2 separate regions of the Homo sapiens genome follow, and region 2 is linked to region 1. Evidence: chromatin loops called from intact Hi-C (ENCODE). Cell type or tissue: Caco-2. All regions are shown on one strand. Each heading gives the region's core, and the rest is flanking DNA. Links, peaks and the distances in the headings are about the cores only.

What was found. Hi-C counts contacts between places; a loop is a spot of excess contacts. Peaks named below come from ENCODE experiments on the same cell type or tissue, not always from the same donor. Only the 100,000 strongest peaks of a DNase experiment are listed, where the experiment ranks them.
Region 2: a loop joins it to region 1, with 8 times the contacts of the local background. A loop is called at or near these places in 11 of 110 quality-filtered maps.

Annotation. Positions count from the first base shown.
Region 1 is chr14:34,221,466-34,232,563 of GRCh38, reverse strand. No RefSeq gene overlaps it. Among named protein-coding and RNA genes, the nearest start is that of EGLN3-AS1, 190 kb to the right of the region's middle. In Caco-2, for the core only: a CTCF peak has its summit at 4,337 (motif pointing right); DNase peaks (open chromatin) are centred at 4,363 and 8,923.
Region 2 is chr14:34,133,739-34,144,836 of GRCh38, reverse strand. All of the region lies in intron 2 of LOC102724945 (a long non-coding RNA gene), which reads left to right. Among named protein-coding and RNA genes, the nearest start is that of EGLN3-AS1, 99 kb to the right of the region's middle. RefSeq lists enhancers at 4,156-4,974, 4,975-5,794. In Caco-2, for the core only: no CTCF peak of the experiment used is centred there; a DNase peak (open chromatin) is centred at 4,806.

The sequences.
Region 1 (11,098 bases), core at 1,056-9,055:
ACATACCACTGTATGGATATACCACATGTTATTTATCCATTCATCAACTGATTGTTTCAATTTGGGTTGTTTCAATTTTTTGGTTATTGTGAATAATGTTGCTATAAATATCCATGTAAAAATTTTCCTGTAGATATGTGTTTTCGCTTCTGTTGGGTGTATGGCTGGTAGTGTAATTGCTGCATAATGGAGACCGTTGAACTCTGTCCAGGGCGACTTGTAAAGTTCTATGGGTTGGAGATACTTCTTCATGCTGCAATACTCCTTATTTCCACTTTACTCTTGGAAGCTTGGATTAAAAATATGTTTGTATATGCACTGATTTTTATTGATAAACTTTTTGTTCTACTCTATCAGTGTTCATATGTTTGTTATTGCCTTTTTTGGTTAAAGTCCGTCCTGTTTTTGTATGTCGTTACCAAGCAGTCTTCCTTCTTCCTTACTGCCATTCTGTTTAGTGCAGATACATTTCTCTCTTTGGGACTATGGTTTGTTTTTATCTTATGAGTTACAGAAATAACAAGAGGGAGTCTCAGAAAAAAAAAAAAGAAATAACAAGAGGGAAAACCCAATTCCTATTATACTACAGACTGGGGGCTGGAAGTGAGGTTAGCAAGGGGTGGGGGAGGCATGTGGGAAGGAGTTGAATTCTTGGAATGTAGAAGACGCCACAGGGCTTGGTGCCATAAGCCCCATGTGTCCTGGGCCACTCTCCAGGCCTACGCCCAGTGTTGCCTGGGTCTCAGTGCTGTACGTGCTGCCCGGCACTTGCATGAAACACCTGCACACAACAATTGCCAAGGGCCAAGGAGCTGTTTGAGACGCCATATCCTGTTGGGCATTGTTTCAAATGAAATCAATGACTCTTCCCTGCATTAAAACAATGTTTTTCAGGAATCAAAAAGAAAGAGAGAAGGAGACCAACAAGGAGCCTTGCTTTAGAGAAGGAGCCCATGTGCAGCCACCACCCTGCCCACAGCATGTGCCCCGTGCAGCCAGGCCCTCCCCGCTGCCTGCTTCCTCCTGTGGGCCGGAGGGACAGCAGTGAGATCCCGGGTAGAATGCCAGGAGGAATCTGGGCAGCTGCATGCTTCTTGAGCATCTTCTCCCTCCTTGCTCCTGTGTCAATTTTTCCTTCTTTTCTTTATTCACTCAACAAACTGAATCTGAGTTGAGTGCCATTATGTGCCCAGCACTGTGCTTGGCACTGGGACACAGACATGTTCTTTGCCCTCATGAAATTTATAGCCCTCTATCCCCTCTTCTTTTCCTGCCTCCTTTTCTGCCTTGCTCTCCATTTATTTGTTCCTCCTCTTTTCCTTATACTTTTAAATTTTCATGTATTAAAGAGCCACATGTTTTTTCTTTTTGAAAGATGTTTCCATGTCAATATTTCATTTTCTGGACTTACACAGAAAGGACTTAGAGTTGGGAGGCTTTGCCATGGCCTATGGGCCCACTCCATGTTCCCAGTGGCCTCAGCTCTTCCTTGGAGAGGATAAGGCAAGACCTCAAGTCTATATCAAGAAATGTGGGAGCCATGCATTCTCCACATCTGTGCTCTTGCTACTGGCTGCAAGGAAATTGGTGCTGCTCAGAGAAGTGGACAAGCTCCAGGGAGGGATGAAGAATAAGTGTGTGTGTGTGTGTGTGTGCGCATATGTGTGTAGGGGGTATTTGAGGGAGATGGCATAGAGAAACACTGACTAGAGATGTTACAAGTCCCCCAAACTCAGTTGGACCACTTGACTCACCCCTGGATGCAGCCCAAAAATTTGCTCTTGGAAGTGCTTCCTGACTGGCTTGGAATACTTGTCCTTAACTCCATCAGGATGCCATGGGTCTTAAGATCTTTTCTATATTGGAATGTTTGGGGCAATTAGACTTAAGTCCAAGGCCCTGCCTCTGCCTGAATGATCCAAGCATGGGTTCTCTTCATCGGTGTGAACAGTAGGCTTTGCCTCTGCTTGAGTCATTGCTTTTCCTTGCAGAGAAGGCACAGCTGCATTCCTGCCTTCTCTGAGATCCTGCCTGCTGGATGGCCAAGGGGCTTGGGCCAGAGTGAAGAGGGGAATTTAAAGTAGTGCACTTCAAACTATTCATAATGAAAGACTTACGTATGTTGTTTTGTTTTTTATTTCCAATCTCTTGTGGACTGATAATCTTTTAAAGAAAAAACTTTAAAAATTTTTAAATGGACAAATAATAATTGTACATATTCACAGTGGTACATAGTGATGCTCCAGTATTATAAAGTGTAGTGATCAGGGTAATCAGCACATCCATCATCCCAAACATTTGTCATTTCTTTGTGTTGGGAATATTCAATATCCTCCTTCTAGCTACTTAAAACTATGTGACATATTATTGTTAACTACAGTCATCCTATGGTGGTATAGAACACTAGAACTTATTCCTCCTATCTGGCTGTAATTTTGTGTCCTTTAACAAATCTCTTCCTATCCCTCCCTTCCCCCTACCCTTCCCAGCTTCTTGTATCTTCTGTGCTACTTTTACCTTTACCAACGTTTTTTTTTTTGAAGTTTCCACATATGAGTGAGAACGTGGTATTTAACTTTCTGTCTCTAGCTTATTTCACTTAACACAATGTCCTCCAGTTTCATGCATGTTGCTGCAAATGACTTGATTTCATTCTTTTTTATGGCTGAATAGTACTCCATTGTGTGTATGTACCACATTTTCTTTATCCACTCGTCTGTTGTTGGATGCCTGGGTTGATTCTGTATCTTGGCTATTGTGAACAGTGCTGCAATAAACGTGGGGGTGCAGGAGTTTCTTCAATATAATTATTTCTTTTCCTTTGGATAAATACATAAAATACAACAGAAATAAAATACTAGAAAAATGAAAAGGAAAACAACATTCAAAACACAAGCTCTAATTTTTTATTGTTAGATTTGATAAATATTAAATTGCTTTGAAAAATTGTCATAGTAGTTCCCAACACTGTTTCTGTGCTTTTCTTGTTGCTAACCAGTGATGGATTGTGGGTAGATAGCAGTCTGTGGACTGGTCTCCACCGCCTTCCCTTGTCCGCACCCCTGCCCCACGGGGTAGCCATCTCCTGCCTTTGGCTGGAGGGCAGGAACATTGGTGGGCTGAGGGCAGGCTGTGGAGATTCTTCCCCATGGTGTGGGGTAGTGAGCGGAAATCCCCACATGAGTCTGATGTGTGTTCTCTAAGATTTAGCGTGTCTTAGTTACCAATTTCGGTACTAAGGAGCCCAATCTTCTCAAGTTGGTTTTGGGTACAGGACTCATCAACCACAGAAAAGCCACAGTGGTAGACATAGGAATGGCAGAAGCCAGGGCAGTTTCAAGGACCTCAGCAGGCCAAGTTCATGGACCCTTACTTAGGGCCCTCCTGTTAACGTGGCTTAGCTTCCAGCTTTCTCAGTCTCTTGACATAAATCATCAAGACAGAGATTCTGTGGATTCAGTGAGGAAAAAGTTCACCTTAGTTCAATTAGCGGCGGGCCAAGAGATGGCGTCTCAGAGCCTGCTCTGCTCTGTAGGGGCTGTGGAAACCAACTCTCTGAGAAAGGAGTTAATGGCAGATTGGGACCCAGGGCAGATCTGGGTGCAAGCTGCTGCCTGTGGAAAGTTCGAAACAATGTCCCAGTTCTCAAGCAGGAGAAAGGTTTTAATCATTCAACTGTAGGGAGAAATTCCTGGCTCTGCCCTGTGCAATCAGCTCATCCTCCTGGGTCTCTAAGTGTGCTGAAATGTTGCTTCCTTGCTCCTGGTGTAACCACTCACTTAGCAAGCAGGAGCCTCCGTGGAAGGCGCTGACCTGTGATTTATGTGCCATAAAAGGGCCGGGATGTTTGATGCCTGTACTTCTCTGCCTGAGAAGAAACATTAAATGAGAGCGAATGGACCCTAGGCTCCTAACGTGGCTGCTGCTTTCCGAATGCGCGCACAGGCGCTCCATTTCATTCTGGCTCCCTGGCCGGGCCGAGCTGATTTTCACCCTGCAGATCTTAACGAAGCTCAAACACTGCCACAACCACAAGAAGCAGAAAGGAAAGGCCCAGCAGCCACTGTTTTCCTCTTCTCATACTGTCACCACGGGAGGCCTCTTGCCATGAAGGTGTTTAAAACTTCCAAAGTTAAAAACACAATGTGAAGCAAGAATCCAAGCTGATGACACCATTTCAAACGGTTTAGCAATCCATAGTTCCAGATGGAAGTTCAGATAGGAGGGCTCCTTGACTTTGTACTGAGCAGTTTCTTATAGAGGCAGAGTCCACTTGAATCCAGAATGTCTGTATTTTGCTTTAACTGGTCAGCTGGTGGAGAGGGCCCTGGATTGGGTGGCTCTGGGTCTCTATCAGAAGCAGACTGTAGGTGGCACTGCAACGCAACTTTGGTGCACCGCAGCGCGTGATAGCGCGCAGAAAACCGGGGGAGATTTAGTGCTCCGAGAAATTCAAGCCCTTTAGGGAAAGGAGCACAAAAATCACCACTTAGAAGTTGCTGTAGAAGCCTTGGGGCCACTGACCATCCTCTCCAGGGACCGAACGGCTAAATGGCAAGGATGATGTGGTGGGGAATGTGTACCTGGCGATGGTTTGCAAAATCTTGACGTTAAAAATCACCACTGTTTCATGTGTGTGGGAAATAAGAAGGCAGGGAGACAGAATGAAAAGCCTGAGAAAACACAATAAGGGTGAGAGAGAAATGGATTTTTAAATGACTATTATTATTGTTTTATTTTGAAGGAGAGTTTGAAGTACATGAATTCCCTCTGCATGTATACTCCCACCTGACCATTGAATTAAGGTGGGTACAGTTAATAGTTATAATAGAGAATCATGGTAAATAACACTGATTGAGGGTACTTTATTCATGAGTGATAAGATGAATCAAGAAAGAAAAATTAAGGGAAGCGTCATGAAATGTCTTTTCTCGTGGGCCACATGCTCTAATATTTGGGCTAATTCTAGTCTTATGCTATAAGAAATCACTTAGTCTACAGTTTTGTGGACTTAGTTCAGAAGTGGATGCTTTTGGAGACGAATGTAAGGTCCTCCTCTGAACCTCATTTTCCCATTTGCAAGGATTCGTTCTGTCTATTTCTATTTCTAATGGTTTTCAAAGTGTGATTCTGGGAACAGTAGCATTGGTATCACCTGGGAACTTGTTAGAAATGCAAATTTCTGAGCCCCACTCCAGACCTTCTAAATCAGAAACTCTGAGGATGGGGTGTAGCAATGTGTTTTAGCCAGTCCTCCAGGTATTTCGGATGCATGCTGATGTTTGTGCACACCTGCTGTAAGGAGTCCCTCAGATATGTATGGGGGAAAAGTGAGGATAGATTACTCAGGAAACATTGAACCCTTACGATGTTTATTAATAGCTGAGTGATATATGCTGGGGTTACAATGAAGAAAACATGGTTCTTCTCTCAAGCTGTTTATAATTTAGTGGGAAAACAGGCATACTTACAATGCTAAATGGAATAACTACTCCTTGAAAATACTAATTCTGCCTAGAAAGAAGGGAGGAGAAAGGCTTATAGGGTGGTGGGGAACATTTGAGCAGAGTCTTGAAGGATGAGAAGATTTAATGAGGCAGAGAAGGGCTTGTAGCTTTTATTATTTATTTTTACTTATTTATTTTTTTGAGATCAAGGCTCATTCTGTTACCCAGGCTGGAGTGCAGTGGCATGGTCAGGGCTCATTGCAACCTCAACCTCCCAGGCTCAAGTGATCCTTCCACCTTAGCTTTCTGAGTAGCTAGGACTACAGGCCTGTGCCACTATGCCCGGCTAATTTTTGTATTTTTTGTGGAGACAGGGTTTCAGCATGTTGCCCAGGCTTGTCTTGAACTCATGGGCTCAAGTGATCTGCCCGCATCGGCCTCCTAAAGTGTTAAGATTACAGGTGTGAGACACCACGCCGGGCCTGCTTGTAGCTTTTAAATGTTGTTTAATATTGCCAGAGAGTTTTGTCCACCTCAAACCATCAAGGAGCCAAACATATTGAGAGAGATTGAGTTTTCTTTCCCCTACATTTGGTTAAAGACATGGGCTTTGAGAATCACTTATTGAGAGGGAAAATCTGGCTAGCCTTGGACTTTTGCTCAGTGCCAATAGTCAATGAAGTAATGTCTACAAATTTCTGAGGAAAAGAGTGACTCAAAAATATTATATCCAGCCAAGGAGTTGGTCAAATATAAAGATAACAGGTAAACATTCTTATGTATTGACCCAAGAATTACAGGGTGTACAAACACTTCTTGGAAAAAAAGTTAGTGACAAGATGAAGCCACACAAGAGGTAAAAATAAAGGACAAAGTGAAGGACTCAGGAATGAAACAGTCACAGTAAAAGACTGGTAGTGGGCATTCAATTCATGTAAATGTAAGAACTAAGTCTAAACAAAAGTAGAAAATGGTAACAGAATAGAGAATTAATGTTATAATCCTTATCAGGGAATATGGGTGGGAGTGTGAGAGTACCAATTTCCTCATCTTTCTTAGCAGAAAGTTTTTTTGTTTTTTGAATGACTAGCCACTTTATTTTTTTTAATATTTTTTTTCTTAACGTAGAAGGCTCTTTTAAGAAATAATAACTTTACTGGCAAGGAAACGTTTATTTGAAGTTTATTCTCCTTCACTTTCTTCAGTTTCTTTATCCTTTTTTAAGTAAAACAAAGTTTTCTAACTTTCCAAAAATTAAAGCTAGCTAATATAGAATAATCTCATTTTAATTAGCTTATTTCTTTTCTTCCCTTCCATTGATCCATCCATCTTTCTATCCATTCTTGGCTAATTTCTTTTACTCTCATGGTTTTAATTTAATTTAATTTTATTATTATTATACTTTAAGTTTTAGGGTACATGTGCACAATGTGCAGGTTTGTTACATATGTATACATGTGCCATGCTGGTGTGCTGCACCCATTAACTCGTCATTTAGCATTTGGTATATCTCCAAATGCTATCCCTCCCCCCTCCCCCCACCCCACAACAGTCTCCGGAGTGTGATGTTCCCCTTCCTGTGTCCACGTGTTCTCATTGTTCAATTCCCACCTGTAAGTGAGAACATGCGGTGTTTGGTTTTTTGTCCTTGTGATAGCTTACTCTCATGGTTTTAACTATTATCTCTTTGATCACGATGTTCAAATATTTATTTATTTATTTTTTTTTAGAGATGGAATCTCACTCTGTCACTGAGGCTGGAGTGCAATGGCACAATCATAGCTCACTGCAGCCTCAAACTCCTGGGCTCAAGTGATCCTCCTGCCTCAGCCTCCTGAGTTGTTGGGATTACAGGCTCACACCATCACACCCAGCTAGTTTATTTTTATTTTTGTAGTGATGGGCTCTCCCTGTGTTGTACAGGCTGGTCTCAAACTCCTGGCCTCAAGTGATCCTCCCACCCCAGCCTCCTGAGTTGTTGGGATGGCAGGTAGGAGCCACTGCACCTGGCTCAAGTATTTATCCCTGATGATTCTTCTGAGTTGCAGAATTATGTATACAATAGCCCACTGGATGGACAGCTCCACTTGGATGTCCAATGGACACTTCAACATGTTCAGAACAAGACTCATTTTCTTCAGCTTCCAAATCCAAATTTGCTGCTCCTCTTATATTTTCTATCCTGGTTCATGATATTACCATCAACTTGGTCATCCAAGCCAGAAACTTGGAATCATCTTAGATTCCTTATCTCTTCATCCTTCTCATCCAATCAACCATTAACACCGCATCCAAGCCAGAAACTTGGAATCACTCTTGATTTCTCATCTCTCTTTCAAGCTTCCCATCCAACCGGTCAACATCGCTTCCTAAATATTTACTTTTCCCTCTTCTCCTTATCCTAGCTATCCTTGATCTAGGACAGAGCCTCACCAGGGTCTTTGATAATAACTTCAAACTTGTCTGTAGGCCTTCTTGGCTTTTCTTTATATTCACTTCCATTGTTTATATTCCTGCCAGAATGATCTTTCTAAAATGCAAGTTTATCTTGTTATTCCCCAGCTAGCATCCTTCAAAGGTTCCCTATTTCCCTAAGGATAAATTGCAGGCTACTTAAATACACCATCTTCTGTCTCTGGACTAATAGGCAATAGGCACTATTTTTATCCCTGACATGCTGTGATGTGGACAGCTGCTGGTTCTTCTGCTTATAATTGTTTTGTGTCTGTTATGGCCTGGATGACACTTGCTTATTTGTTGAAACACAGCTCAAGGGTCACTTCAGGAAGTTTTCCCAGACCTTGGACTAAGGTTTTCTCCTCTGTACTCAGTAGCACCTTTCACATATCTCAGTTGTAGCACTGAGCATTTAAGAACTGTTTATGTGCTGGTCTCTCCTACTATCACTGCAAGTTCCTCCATGTTAGGAACTGTGTGTGTGTGTGTGTGTGTGTGTGTGTGTGTCTGTGTGTGTTCGTTCACAGTGCCTACTGTACAGCATGGCACATAGTAGGTTTACAAAGACTATTGAAGTGAACTAAGCAATCCTGGTACATCTTTCTATCAATGCCATATGTACTCCCTCTCTCCCTTGGGCACAATTGGATAAACACCAAATTCAATAGTGCTCCATTTTTCTGAACTCTGGGCAGACTGCCTTCCTTCTGTGGACACATTCTTTCTTCAGATATGTTAATACTATTGATTAAGTCACAGCTTTCTTTTAGAGCAATCACATTCCAGTCATGTCTCTGTAGGCTGCATCCTAGACTCTTTAATTAGATTTCTTCATTCCTTCATTCATTAGTTCACTTATTCTATTCATGGACGGCTGTATGTTTAAAAGGCATCTACTAGGTTTTTAGTAAAACAGTGCCCTTTGTATTGGTGGCCCTCATTGTGGGGCACAAAGTGTGAGCCCAGTGGATGCTTCAGTGGGTGGGATGTGTGCATAAGGTAGGCACCAATAGCAGGGGAGGACAAGAGTCCTGAATGCTAAGTCCAGCCTCAGGCAAATTCCTCAGATTCTTGAGAACGGTCTAGCACAGAGGTTCATATCTCTAGTTTTGGAGGGAGGCAGGCTTATTTTTGAATTTTCAAGTTAACAGCTGAGTGGACAGTTTCCTTACTTGTGAAACTCTTCATCTGTTAAATGAGGTTAAGAGCAGGACTAACATAGGTTTGTTTTGAGAATTAAAAAAAGACAATGTTGAAAAGTGCAAGGCAGATGACAAGCATGTGACAAATGGTAGTCAACCTTATCAACCTCATCATCATCATCATTTAACAACAATGAATGCTCTTAGTCTGGACTTACACTGACCATTGGTTGGTTCCTCCCCAAATTGGGATGCGATTTAGTCAGCAGTGATAGGAGCCTGAGAAAGACCTCGTGGACATCCCAGGCACCAGTTGCCTTTTCTGCTTCTGTTAGGAAATGCATTGAGTTTTTAGGGACTCTGTTTATACAGAGATTATTTAGCATTTTTATTCTCTGAAGGTGCTGGCATAGCTTCAGCCTGTATTCTAAAGGGAAGGCGGTTAGCTGTGCCTTTCTTTGTTTGTCGGGAACATTTCTGTAGATAAGCACCCTGCACAGTAAATAAAATGCATTGTTATTACATTGCCTAGCAATTTACCTGTAACAGACGGCTGTGCCTGCTATAATGACATGATAGCTAATCCATACCCCTGCATGATTTTATCTTCCACGGAAGGAGGCTGGCAAGTTTAAAGGGGACACCCTCAAAGATCAGCCAGGGGAAACTACTTCTGGTTTCTGTGAGTACGCCAAAAGTCCGGTGCCCAGATTTTGAAAGAATGCTTAATTTCAGGATCAATTACCTTAAGCTTCCCATAAGTAGGTTCTACCTAAAGCTTCTGTGGAAAAGCAGTTTGATTTAATTAAGGAAGTCTCTCAGTCCTTGAGTCTGTGCTTAATACAGAGGTTAATTTTTTTTTCTTACTGCATTAGAAGTTTTGGATATGCAAATAGCCTATCATCCAACTTGCCTTAGAAGTAAATAACAATTGCCTTTTGCAGTGGACAAATAACACTGCTTTTGTTTATTTAGCTTCCTGTATGCATTTGGATAAAGCCCTCAAAAAGACGTTATTATGTCCAAAGGCAAGAGCTATTTTATAACACTCTAATATTAGAGTGATACAATTTACCAAACGCCAAAACAATGTAGCGTCACCATAATTTTCAATATAAACAATAGAACTGGACTTTCAACTGTACCTTGTTTCCTGGGGTTTGCTGCTGTTTGTTTTTCTGACTAAACTAATCTGGAAGGAATGGGTTGGATTTGGACTTCTCAGGAGGCTCTGTCCCCTTCTGGAAAGGGTACAGACTTGGAGTTTAACCCAAGTTGCACTCTTGGCTTCAGCCATTAACAACCCTATGATCTTGGGCAAGTCATTTACTTTTTTGCAGTCTTTTTGTTGCTGTTGTCACAAAGCTTGTTGAAGATATTACTTGAGCATTTTTTAGGAATTACTTCTCTAAATGGTCTCAGATACCTTTCATAGCTTAAATATTTCTGGCAGTGTTAATAATAAGGAACAAGAATTGTTTCCGGCTGGGCACGATGGCTCACACCTGTAATCTCAGCACTTTGGGAGGCCGAGGTGGGTGGCTTGCTTTAGGTCAGGAGTTCGAGACCAGCCTGGCCAACGTGGTGAAACCCCATCTCTACTAAAAATACAAAAATTAGCCGGGTGTGGTGGCATGTGCCTGTAGTTCCAGCTACTGAGGAGGCTGAAGCACAAGAATCGCTGGAATCCAGGAGGCAGAGGTTGCAATAAGCTGGGATCGCACCACTGCACCCCAGCCTGGGGGACAGAGTGAGACTCTGTTTCCAAAAAAAAAAAAAAAAAATTGCAAATTTGGGAAATTTCTCATATTGGTACCAATCGCCCTTCCTCATTAATTCCTCCCTGACCTTTCTCCTATGAAAAAAATGTGCCCCCTCACATTTTAGGAGTTTAGGTAGGAGTTAGGTAGGGTGATTGCTTGCTGGTAGACTATTATATCTCTCTAATCTGTCTGTGTCTCTCCATCTCCAGCACCACCAACAGCTAACATTTATTGAAGGCTTACAGAGGGCTGAGTGCCCCACAGGCACGATCTCATTTAATCCCCACCA
Region 2 (11,098 bases), core at 1,423-9,422, 88 kb after region 1:
CAGGTTTGTCAAAGATCAGATAGTTGTAGCTATGCGGCGTTATTTCTGAGGCCTCTGTTCTGTTCCATTGGTCTATACATCTGTTTTGGTACCAGTACCATGCTGTTTTGGTTATTGTAGCCTTGTAGTATAGTTTGAAGTCAGGTAGCGTGATGCCTCCAGCTTTGTTGTTTTTGCTTAGGATTGTCTTGGCTATGTAGGCTCTTTTTTGGTTCCATATGAAATTTAAAGTAGTTCTTTCCAATTCTGTGAAGAAAGTCAATGAGAGCTTGATAGGGATAGCATTGAATCTATAAATTACTTTGGGCAGTATAGCCATTTTCACGATATTGATTCTTCCTATCCATGAGCATGGAATGTTTTTCCATTTGTTTGTGTCCTCTCTGATTTCCTTGAGCAGTGGCTTATAGTTCTCCTTGAAGAGGTCCTTCACATCCCTTAAAAGTTATATTCCTAGGTATTTTATTCTCTTTGTAGCAATTGTGAATGGGAGTTCACTCATGATTTGGGTCTCTGTTTGTCTGTTATTGGTGTATAGGAATGCCTGTGATTTTTGCACATTGATCTTGTATCCTGAGACTTTGCTGAAGTTGCTTGTTAGCTTAAGGAGATTTGGAGCTGGGATGATGGGGTTTTCTAAATATACAATCACGTCATCCACAAACAGAGACAATTTGACATCCTCTCTTCCTATTTGAATACCCTTTGTTTCTTTCTCTTGCCTGATTGCCCTGGCCAGAACTTCCAATACTATGTTGAATAGGAGTGGTGAGAGAGGGCGTCCCTGTCTTGTGCTGGTTTTCAAAGGGAATGCTTCCAGCTTATGCCCATTCAGTATGATATTGGCTGTGGGCTTATCATAAATAGCTCGTATTATTTTGAGATGTGTTCCATCAACACCTAGTTTATTGAGAGGTTTTAGCATGAAGTGGTGTTCAATTTTATCGAAGGCCTTTTCTGCCTCTATTGAGATAATCATGTGGTTTTTGTCATTGGTTCTGTTTATGTGATGGATTACATTTATTGATTTGCATATGTTGAACCAGCCTTGCATCCCAGGAATGAAGCCGACTTGATCATGGTCAATAAGCTATTTGATGTGCTGCTGGATTTGGTTTGCCAGTATTTTATTGAGGATTTTCGCATCAATGTTCATCAGGGATATTGACCTGAAATTTTCTTTTTTTTGTTGTGTCTCTGCCAGGTTTCGTATCAGGATGATACTGGCCTCATAAAATGTGTTTTGGAGGAGTGCCTCTTTTTCTGTTGATTGGAATAATTTCAGAAGGAATGGTACTAGCTCCTCTTTTACCTCTGGTAGAATTTGGCAGTGAATCCATCTGGTCCTGGACTTTTTTTTTGGTTGGTAGGCTATTAATTACTGCCTCAATTTCAGAACATGTTATTGGTCCATTCAGGGATTCAACTACTTCCTGGTTTAGTCTTGGGAGGGTGTATGTGTCCAGGAATTTATCCATTTCTTCTAGATTTTCTAGTTCAATTGCATAGAGGTGTTTATAGTATTCTCTGATAGTAGTTTGTATTTCTGTGGGATCAGTGGTGATATCCCCTTTATCATTTTTTATTGTGTCTATTTGATTCTTCTCTCTTTTCTTCTTTATTAGTCTGGCTAGTGGTCTATCTATTTTGTTGATCTTTTCAAAAAACCAGCTCCTGGATTCACTGATTTTTTTGAAGGGATTTTCATGTCTCTATCTCCTTCAGTTCTGCTCTGATCTTAGTTATTTCTTGTCTTCTGCTAGCTTTTGAATTTATTTGCTCTTGCTTCTCTAGTTCTTTTAATTGTGATGTTAGGGTGTCAACTTTATATCTTTCCTGCTTTCTTCTGTGGGCATTTAATGCTATAAATTTCCCTCTAAACGCTGCTTTAGCTGTGTCCCAGAGATTCTGGTACATTGTGTCTTTGTTCTTATTGGTTTCGAGGAACTTATTTATTTCTGTCTTCATTTTGTTATTTACCCAGTAGTCATTCAGGCGCAGGTTGTTTAGTTTCTATGTAGTTGTGCGGTTTTGAGTGAGTTTCTTTTTTTTTTTGTTTTTTTGAGATGGAGTCTTGCCCTGTCACCCAGGCTGGAGTGCAGTGGTGCAATCTCGGCTCACTGCAAGCTCCACCTCCTGGGTTCATGCCATTCTCCTGCCTTAGCCTCTGGAGTAGCTGAGACTACAGGTGCCTGCCAACATGCCTGGCTAATTTTTTTGATTTTTAGTAGAGATGGGGTTTCACTGTGTTAGCCAGGATGGTCTCGATCTCCTGATCTTGTGTTCTGCCCGTCTCGGCCTCCCAAAGTGCTGGGATTACAGGCATGAGCCACCGCACCCAGCCTTGAGTGAATTTCTTAATCCTTGGTTCTAATTGGATTGGACTGTGGTCTGAGAGACTGTTTGTTATGATTTCCATTCTTTTACATTTGCTGACAAGTGTTTTACTTCCAATTATGTGGTCAATTTTACAATGAGTGCAGTGTGGTGCTGAGAAGAGTGTATATTCTGTTGATTTGGGGTGGAGAGTTCTGTAAATGTCTATTAGGTCTTCTTTGTCCAGAGCTGAGTTCAAGTCCTGAATATCCTTGTTAATTTTCTGTCTTGTTGATCTGTCTAATATTGAGAGTGGGGTGTTACAGTCTCCCACTATTATTGTGTGGGAGCCTCAGTCTCTTTGTAGGTCTCTAAGAGCTTGCTTTATGAATCTAGGTGCTCCTGTATTGGGTGCATATATATTTAGGATAGTTAGCTCTTCTTGTTGCATTGATCCCTTTACCATTATGTATTGCCCTTCTTTGTCTTTTTTGATCTTTGTTGGTTTAAAGTCTGTTTTATCAGAGACTGGATTGCAACCCCTGCTTTTTTTTGCTTTCCATTTGCTTGGTAAATATTCCTCCATCCCTTTATTTTGAGCCTATGTGTGTCCTTGCACGTGAGATGGCTCTCCTGGATACAGCACACCGATGGGTCTTGACTCTTTATCCAATTTGCCAGTCTGTGTCTTTTTATTGGCGCATTTAGCCCATTTTACATTGAAGGTTAATATTGTTATGTGTGAATTTCATCCTGTGATTATGATGCTAGCTGGTTATTTTGCACATTAGTTGATGCAGTTTCTTCATAGTGTTGAGGTCTTTATAATTTGGTATGTTTTTGCAGTGGCTGGTACCGTTTTTTTCTCTCCATAATTAGTGCTTCCTTCAGGAGCTCTTGTAAGGCAGGCCTGGTAGTGACAAAATCTCTTAGCATTTGCTTGTCCATAAAGGATTTTATTTCTCCTTCACTTATGAAGCTTAGTTTGGCTGGATATGAAATTCTGGGTTGAAAATTCTTTTTCTTAAGTTGTCAAATATTGGCCCCCACTCTCTTCTGGCTTGTAGGGTTTCTGCTGAGAGATCTGCTGTTAGTCTGATGGGCTTCCCTTTGTGGGTAACTTGACCTTTTTCTCTGGCTGCCCTTAACATTTTTTCCGTCATTTCAACCTTGGTGAATCTGACAATTATGTGTCTTGGGGTTGCTCTTCTCAAGGAGTATCTTTGTGGTGTTGTTTGTATTTCCTGAATTTGAATGTTGGCCTGCCTTGCTAGGTTGGGGAAGTTCTCCTGGATAATATCCTGGAATGTCTTTCCAAGCTTGGTTCCATTCTCCCCATCACTTTCAGGTACACCAATCAAATGTAGGTTTGGTCTTTTCACATAGTCCCATATTTGTTGGAGGCTTTGTTCATTCCTTTTCTTTCTTTTTTCTCTAATCTTGTCTTCACGCTTTATTTCATTCAGCTGATCTTCAATCTCTGATATCCTTTCTTCCGCTTGATCAATTCGACTGTTGATACTTGTGTATGCTTCATGAAGTTCTCATGCTATGTTTTTCAGCTCCTTCAGGTCATTTATGTTCTTCTCTAAACTGGTTATTCTAGTTAGCAGTTCCTGTAGCCTTTTATCAAGGTTCTTAGCTTCCTTGCATTGGATTAGAACATACTCCTTTAGCTCAGAGGAGTTTGCTATTACCTACCTTCTGAAGCCTACTTCTGTCAACTCATCAAACTCATTCTCTGTCCATTTTTGTTTCCTTGCTGGTGAGGAGTTGTGATCCTTTGGAGGAGAAGAGGCATTCTGGTTTTTGGAATTTTCAGCCTTTTTGCGCTGGTTTTTCCTCATCTTTGTGGACTTTTCTACCTTTGGTCTTTGATGTTGGTGACCTTCGGATGGGGTTTTTGTGTGGACGTCCTTTTTGTTGATGTTGATGCTATCCTTTTCTGTTTGTTAGTTTTCCTTCTAACAGGCCCCTCTGCTGTACGTCTGCTAGAGTTGCTAGAGGTCCACTCCAGACCCTGTTTGCCCGGGTATCACCAGCAGAGGCTGCAGAACAGCAAAGATTGCTGCCTGTTCCTTCCTCTGGAAGCTTCATCCCAGAGGGGCACCTGCCAGATGCCAGCTGGAGCTCTCCTGTATGAGGTGTCTGTCGACCCCTGCTGGGAGGTGTCTCCCTATCAGGAGACATGAGGGTCAGGGATTCACTCGAGGAGGCAGTCTGTCCCTTAGCAGAGCTTGAGCGCTGTGCTGGGAGATACATTGCTCTCCTCAGAGCTGGCAGGCAGGAACATTTAAGTCTGCTGAAGCTGCGCCAACAGCCGCCCCTTCCCCCAGGTGCTCTGTCCCAGGGAAATGGGAGTTTTATCTATAAGCCCCTGACTATGGCTGCTGCCTTTCTTTCAGAGATGCCCCGCCCAGAGAGCAAGAATCTAGCAAGGCAGTCTGGCTACAGCGGCTTTGGCAAGCTGCTGTGGGCTCCACCCAGTTTGAACTTCCCGGAGGCTTTGTTTACACTGTGAGGGAAAAACTGCCTATTCAAGCCTCAGTAATGGCAGACGCCCCTCCCCCCACCAAGCTCGAGAGTCCCACGTCCACTTCACACTGCTGTGCTGGCAGCAAGAATTTCAAGCCAGTGGATCTTAGCTTGCTGGGGTCTGTGGGGGTGCAATCTGCTGAGCAAGACCACTTGGCTCCCTGGCTTCAGCCTTCTTTCCAGGGGAGTGAATGGTTCTGTCTTGTTGGCATTCCAGGAGCCACTGGGGTATGAAGAAACTCCTGCAGCTAGCTAGGTGTCTGCCCAAACGGCCACCCAGTTTTGTGCTTGAAACCCAGGGCCCTGGTGGTGTAGGCACTGGAGGGAATCTCCTCATCTGTGGGTTGGGAAGACCATGGGAAAAGCGTAATATATGGGCCAGAGTGCACCGTTCCTCACGGCACAGTCCCTCAGGGCTTCCCTTGGCTAGGGGAGGGCGTTCCCCAACCCCTTGCACTTCCCGGGTGAGGCAGTACCCCACCCTGCTTTGGCTCACCCTCTGTGGGCTGCACCCACTGTCTAACCAGTCCCAATGAGATGAGCCAGGTACCTCAGTTGGAAATGCAGAAATCACCTGCCTTCTGCGTTGATCTTGCTGGGAGCTACAGACCAGAGCTGTTCCTATTCAGCCATCTTGCCAGCCACTGAACTCCTCATTCTTATAGCCACCTTGTGTTAGAACTGTGTTGCAACCACCTCTTTAGAGGATGCAGTTGCTCTGCAGTTCTCTAGGGCTCCACAGAGCTTGGCCTCTAGAGGCTTTGGAGTTTGCATCTTACAAGATGGGGAGCCCATAGGGGAATGTGATATTTGTTGCACTTTAGTGTTTACTAGATTTAGGTCTCCTGTGACACATTTGAGAGGCAGCTATGACATGGTAGAAAGAGGCCGAGGGTCTGGATTCAAGCCCCTCTCTGCCATGTATTGTTTGTGTGACCTTAGCTAAAACAGTCAACCTCTCTCAGCTTGAGTTTCATGACCTTTTGATTGGGTGTAAGGATACCCATTCCCAATGAGGTTGTATAGATTATGTGAGTTAATAAAAGTATAATAAGTGGTGCCTATATGTTTTAATGCTTATTTTTGGAAGTATTCAATCTGAGATGCAAAGATACAGAGGATTGGTTCTACAGGCTATTCCTTCAAATGATTTTGGAATCTTAGAGCTAAAGTGTCACTAGCCTTGTTTTAGGAAGAAGCTGCAATGAGTCTCATGTAATTTTGAAGATGTTCTAATGGACACAAGGTAGGGGATGGCAAAGAGGCACTGAAAGAGAGACTGCTGCTTCCCTGCCCCATAATCTTAGCCTGTTTTCCCTACTTTGTTTGAACAGGATGTTTAATATACATATTTGTTTATACATCTGGGAGAGGATCAGAGTCTAAAAGAATTGTAACTGGAACACTTTTTGAAATCCACTTTCAAGGAGGGAGAGTATTTTAGAAAGTCAAAACTTGGTCAATAGAGAAGGACAAACAAACCATGCACTTCTCGTCTCTGAGAGAGCTTCAAGTGCCTGTTGCAAATTGATTTAAGGATTGTGACAATAATGTTGAGGTTCTTTGAAGATGGCAGCAGCCTGATAAAGTTCTTGAGGAAGTAAATTCGTATGTGAAGTATTTAAGGTCAAAACCCTTTGCACACCACTTTTGGGTTTGTCTTTTGTCCAAGCCCACTGAGTGGTTATTACGGTGATGTATGTGGGCGAGTGGCTAAAGTGGCCACAATGACAAGTGCTTCCTGACTCTGTGTTCAGGTGTACAATTCTGTTTTCTTCCTCCTTACCACTCTCCTTCCCATGCCCCTGTGGTCAGGATGGCCATCCCATCCCACCTCCCTAACCCTGTCAAACAAGGCACTGAAAATGCCATTTTTGCCTTTTCATTGTGATTCCTTTGTGAAAAGAAATGGGAGCAACCACTGGATACAGTGCCATCCAGAGATGTCCATCATCTTCTGGCTCAAATGGAAAAACCACAGCTATATCATTGTTCAGGCTTGGTACATATTTACCCAGCTTCTCAGACACCTGAGAACTCATGTAACTCAACATTTGTAAAATTGTCATTTGTTCAGGTAAGGTTTTCCTCTCTACTCATTTAAACCTTTGCTTTCTGAAAAACATCACTGAGAGAGATGGCTGGACATGTGATAGTAATAGCTTTGTGGGGCAAGCAGGTAAGTTTACATCCCTTTCTCCCTTTCTGGGAAATTGAAGGATGCCAGACAAAAAGTCCCTCTAGTTGTCATTATTATATACTTAAAATAAGCTGGGTTCAGGCTCTCTCACAAAATGCTAGTTCTTGGACTGAAGCCAAACATGTAAATTTCAGTTCAAATAAATGCTAAATAGGAAAAGCAAAGGGGTCAGCCCTGGAGGCTCCCCTGTAGGCCACCGGTGGCCCCTTGCTCTGGCTTGCCTTCTTTTCTTCCACATCAGCAGGCCTATTTTCCTGGAGATCTGCCTTGACTTGGTGAGCAAGGCTCAACACAGTGAGTCTCTTGCTTGTTCAAGGGGGAAGGGAATCTGCCTTGCCATCCATAGAAAAGCTAATGAGCTGAGGTGACACCGGGCCTTGAATTCAGACCTCCTGTAATGCTTTGCTTGCCTGATGCTGCTGTAACATATTTTTATATTACTCCATAATAGGGAGACAGTGAAATACAGATCCTGCCAGGCTGAGTTGCTCCCACTGCTTCTCCAGCCACTCAGCAGGGATTGAGATGCTTTGCATCAGGGGTGATAGAACATTTTGACTCTACTGTGGAGGTTGGCCTCGGGCCAAAGGAGGAGCTGCTGCTTCTTTGTATTTCTCAATGAAAAGCAGGCACTCTGGTGTAGCAGGTTCCAGCCTTGTTAGGATGCCAGGGTCTATTCCTTACTTCTGGGTCTGGATTTGAGCAAGTTGCTCTCCCCACTTGTACAAGGCTTGTGCAGGAAACTGGGGGTGGTGGGGGACAGGAGCAGGAGGGAGAAGGCAGTGATACTTTTTATTTCCAGAATGCTATTGCCATGCTCTAGCCTTTCCTGGTATCTGAGGAAACACAACTTATGTCAGGAATCTAATGCCTCCCAGGGACTCCAGGCAATGACCTACTAGGGTGAATACTACTAGTTCATCATCACTGCCCAGCTCTCCTAAAGAAGAATACTCTTGTAGAAGATACTATTGGATTATTGGTCCAGTTGATTGTGAATCTTAAAGATTTGCAATCTCAACAGTTTAAATTAGAAGTTTAAGAAAATGGGAATCTATGATTAACATGACTCAACGTAGAAGGAGAAAACTTCCTTTAGCAGCAGGATGGGTAAAAGGCAAGGTCTTAGCAGAATGATAACCTGGGTGTCTGTCTCCTGTTGATGTCATTGACAGGCCCCACTGAGCAGTAGTTTTAGACTTCTGTATTTTAGGTCTGGCTGGCCATTCTAATTGTGTGAAGTTATTTGGTTGGCATTCAGAATCATCTTCTATGGAGTTATGAAACCCACTAGAGAGGCAGGAAAAGGGCTCCTGAGCTGAGGGAGCAGAGGGCCCAGCCCTACTTTGCCTGATCCTGCCCACCGGCTCTTCTCGGTGAACTTCCAAGATGCCCTCCATGTAGGTCCTCAGGGATAAGCTCCATGACCTCCTGCTCACTCCCATCACCTTTCACCTTTGGCTTTGGACTAGGTGCAGGAAAGAGAAGCACAAATAATAATTTCTGACAGGATATAAACTTGCTGGTAGGGAAGAAGAATGAAGAATCAGGAGAAATAGAAAGTGCTCACTGTGTGGGTAATTATGTAGGATCTGCCAATCTTGTAGGTGGGTGTTGGAGCTGAGGAGGAAGAGGGTCTTAGGTATTGTTATGGAAATCCTGTGTCTCCTCTAGATAAGGGTGGTTGAACACCAATTGAGAATGTCAGCTGAGAAAAGTTTCTAGAAAGCATCCTCATTCGTTTAGTCCTTCCTTCAGCAAAATTATAGTAGATACTTTTATGAACAAGGCCGGGGTTAACAAGACATAAAATACCAGGTTAAAGACTATCTGGTCATCATAAGTACATGATCTATTGAATGACTTAAGGCTCTCCTCCATGTGTCTTCCCCCTTGAGAGTTACTTTTTGAATTTAGTCCCAAAAAAGCATTGTCTCTTGTGAGGAAATGGTCTATATCCTTTTTTTTTTTTTTTTTTTTTTTCCAGATTTGAGAACTGTGTAACTTATGTTTCTATTTTTTTCCAAGGTTCTAGTTTGCATACCACAGAAATCGATTCTGGCTATTGCAGTCAGAAAAGAGGAATTTGTGGCAGGGTGTGGCGGCTCATGCCTGTAATCCCAGCACTTTGGGGATTACAGGCCCTTGAGGCCAAGGCAGGCAGATAGCCTGAGGTCAGGAGTTCGAGACCAGTCTGGCCAATATGGTGAAACCCCTTCTCTACTAAAAGTACAAAAAAATTAGCCGGGTGTGGTGGCATGCGTCGGTAATCCCAGCTACCCGGGAGGCTAAGGCAGGGGAATTGCTTGAACCAGGGAGAGATTGCAGTGAGCCAAGATCGCACCACTGCACTCCAGCCTGGGCGATAGAGTGAGACTTGATCTAAAAAAAAAAAAAAAGAAAAAGAAAAGAGGAATTTGTTGAAAGGATGATTCAGGACCAAGCTGTACCACTGACTAGCTCAGGGGCAGTGGACAAGTCATTTATCCTTTTCAAATTTCACTTTACACCTTACCATTCCAGCCCTACCTGAAAGTCCCCTGTCCAAGGCCCTTGGAAGAGCAAGGGACAGTGAGGCAGGAGAAGACCAAGAGTTGAATATAGGCCTGGCCCATAATGTGAACATAAGTATTCACTTTCTCTGATGTTCAACAATTCATCTATTCAATCATTTATTCATTGGGTTGTCAGATAGTCTACTATGTGCAAAATAATCTATTTTGGCATTACATGCAAAATAATCTGTTACAGCTTTAAAATATATCTGGAACTTTTTAGATTATTTCAAGCCTTATTCTGAATAAATGTTTGTTACTTCTAGTTCTATAAGTGAGGAAATGTTTATGGCAAAGACTTTTGGCACTTTGTTTTCAAGGTGGTGTTATCTTTTGCATTCTTTGTAAATGACTTTTTTTTTCTGCCAAATAATAACTGGTTAACAAACACATGTTCATATTTATTGATTAAAATGTTGTTACTTAATTCCTTAAAAAAAAACAAACAAACCCAAAAGCCTCCCAAAGTTTGCTTTACCTGCCATTCAAGGAATGTTGCACAATCAGAGCGAGGCTCACAAAATAGATGGAATGCTCAAAAACCAAGCCTGGGAAGCACATAGGAACCAAGAGAGTTCTGGATAGTGAGGTCACAGGAACTGGTTCTCTTGCTGCTGGGCCAGGTTGAGTAAGACGTGCAATTGCCTTCATGATGTTGGGTCACTCTACATTCAAGTCCTGGAAAAGTTTCTGATTAGCCAAAGGCTTCAGTTTGGAAAGCTAGTCCCTTTCGATGTCTTAGAGGGAGTACCAGCCACTCTCAAGATTAATGGGGTAGTCTTCAAAAGGAATATCGGTGGGCAGATGTTGGATAACAACAAAAATGGATGTCCGGAAATGCAGAGTAAAGCTGTTGCTCAAAAATAAAAACAATATCCACCCTTGTAAGGAGTGTATGTGCTCTTTCTGCCTTTTCTTGGTTCTGATTTTTTTCTTCCTTTCCCTTTAATTACCCTTATTGTATTGCATTCCTTGAATGGCAGGTAATGTGAGATTTGGAAAGGATAAATGACTTGCTTGATGTCTCTGAGCTAGTAAGTAGTACAGCCAGGTTTTGAATGTATATCTTTTCACTTTAATTTCAGTTGTCTTGTCTTTCCCTCTGTATTGATGCAATACAAAGTGGAGAGTGACAAATATCAAGAAAGTTACAAGAAAACTGCTCTACTTGATCTAAAGAGGAGTATTTCTTCAGGTTTGAAGACATTTGTTGGTCTAAGTAATTAACAATAAATATGTTTTCTTTGCTAAAGGGAGAGTGCATCCACTCTCTTTTGTAAACCAGCTAACCCACCAGCAGGGAATGTCCTATCATTACCAGGAAGGTGCCATGAATAAGAAGAGTGGTTTCTTCAGTATTTTTTTCCCTGGTGAGTTCTGAGGATCTTAGGTCTATGTTCAGGCTATTCCTCTCTTTTGAAAAGACCTATCCTATCATCCAAATGCATCAGAATTTAATTTTCTTGCCTTTATAAAAAGTGTTTTCTGGGGG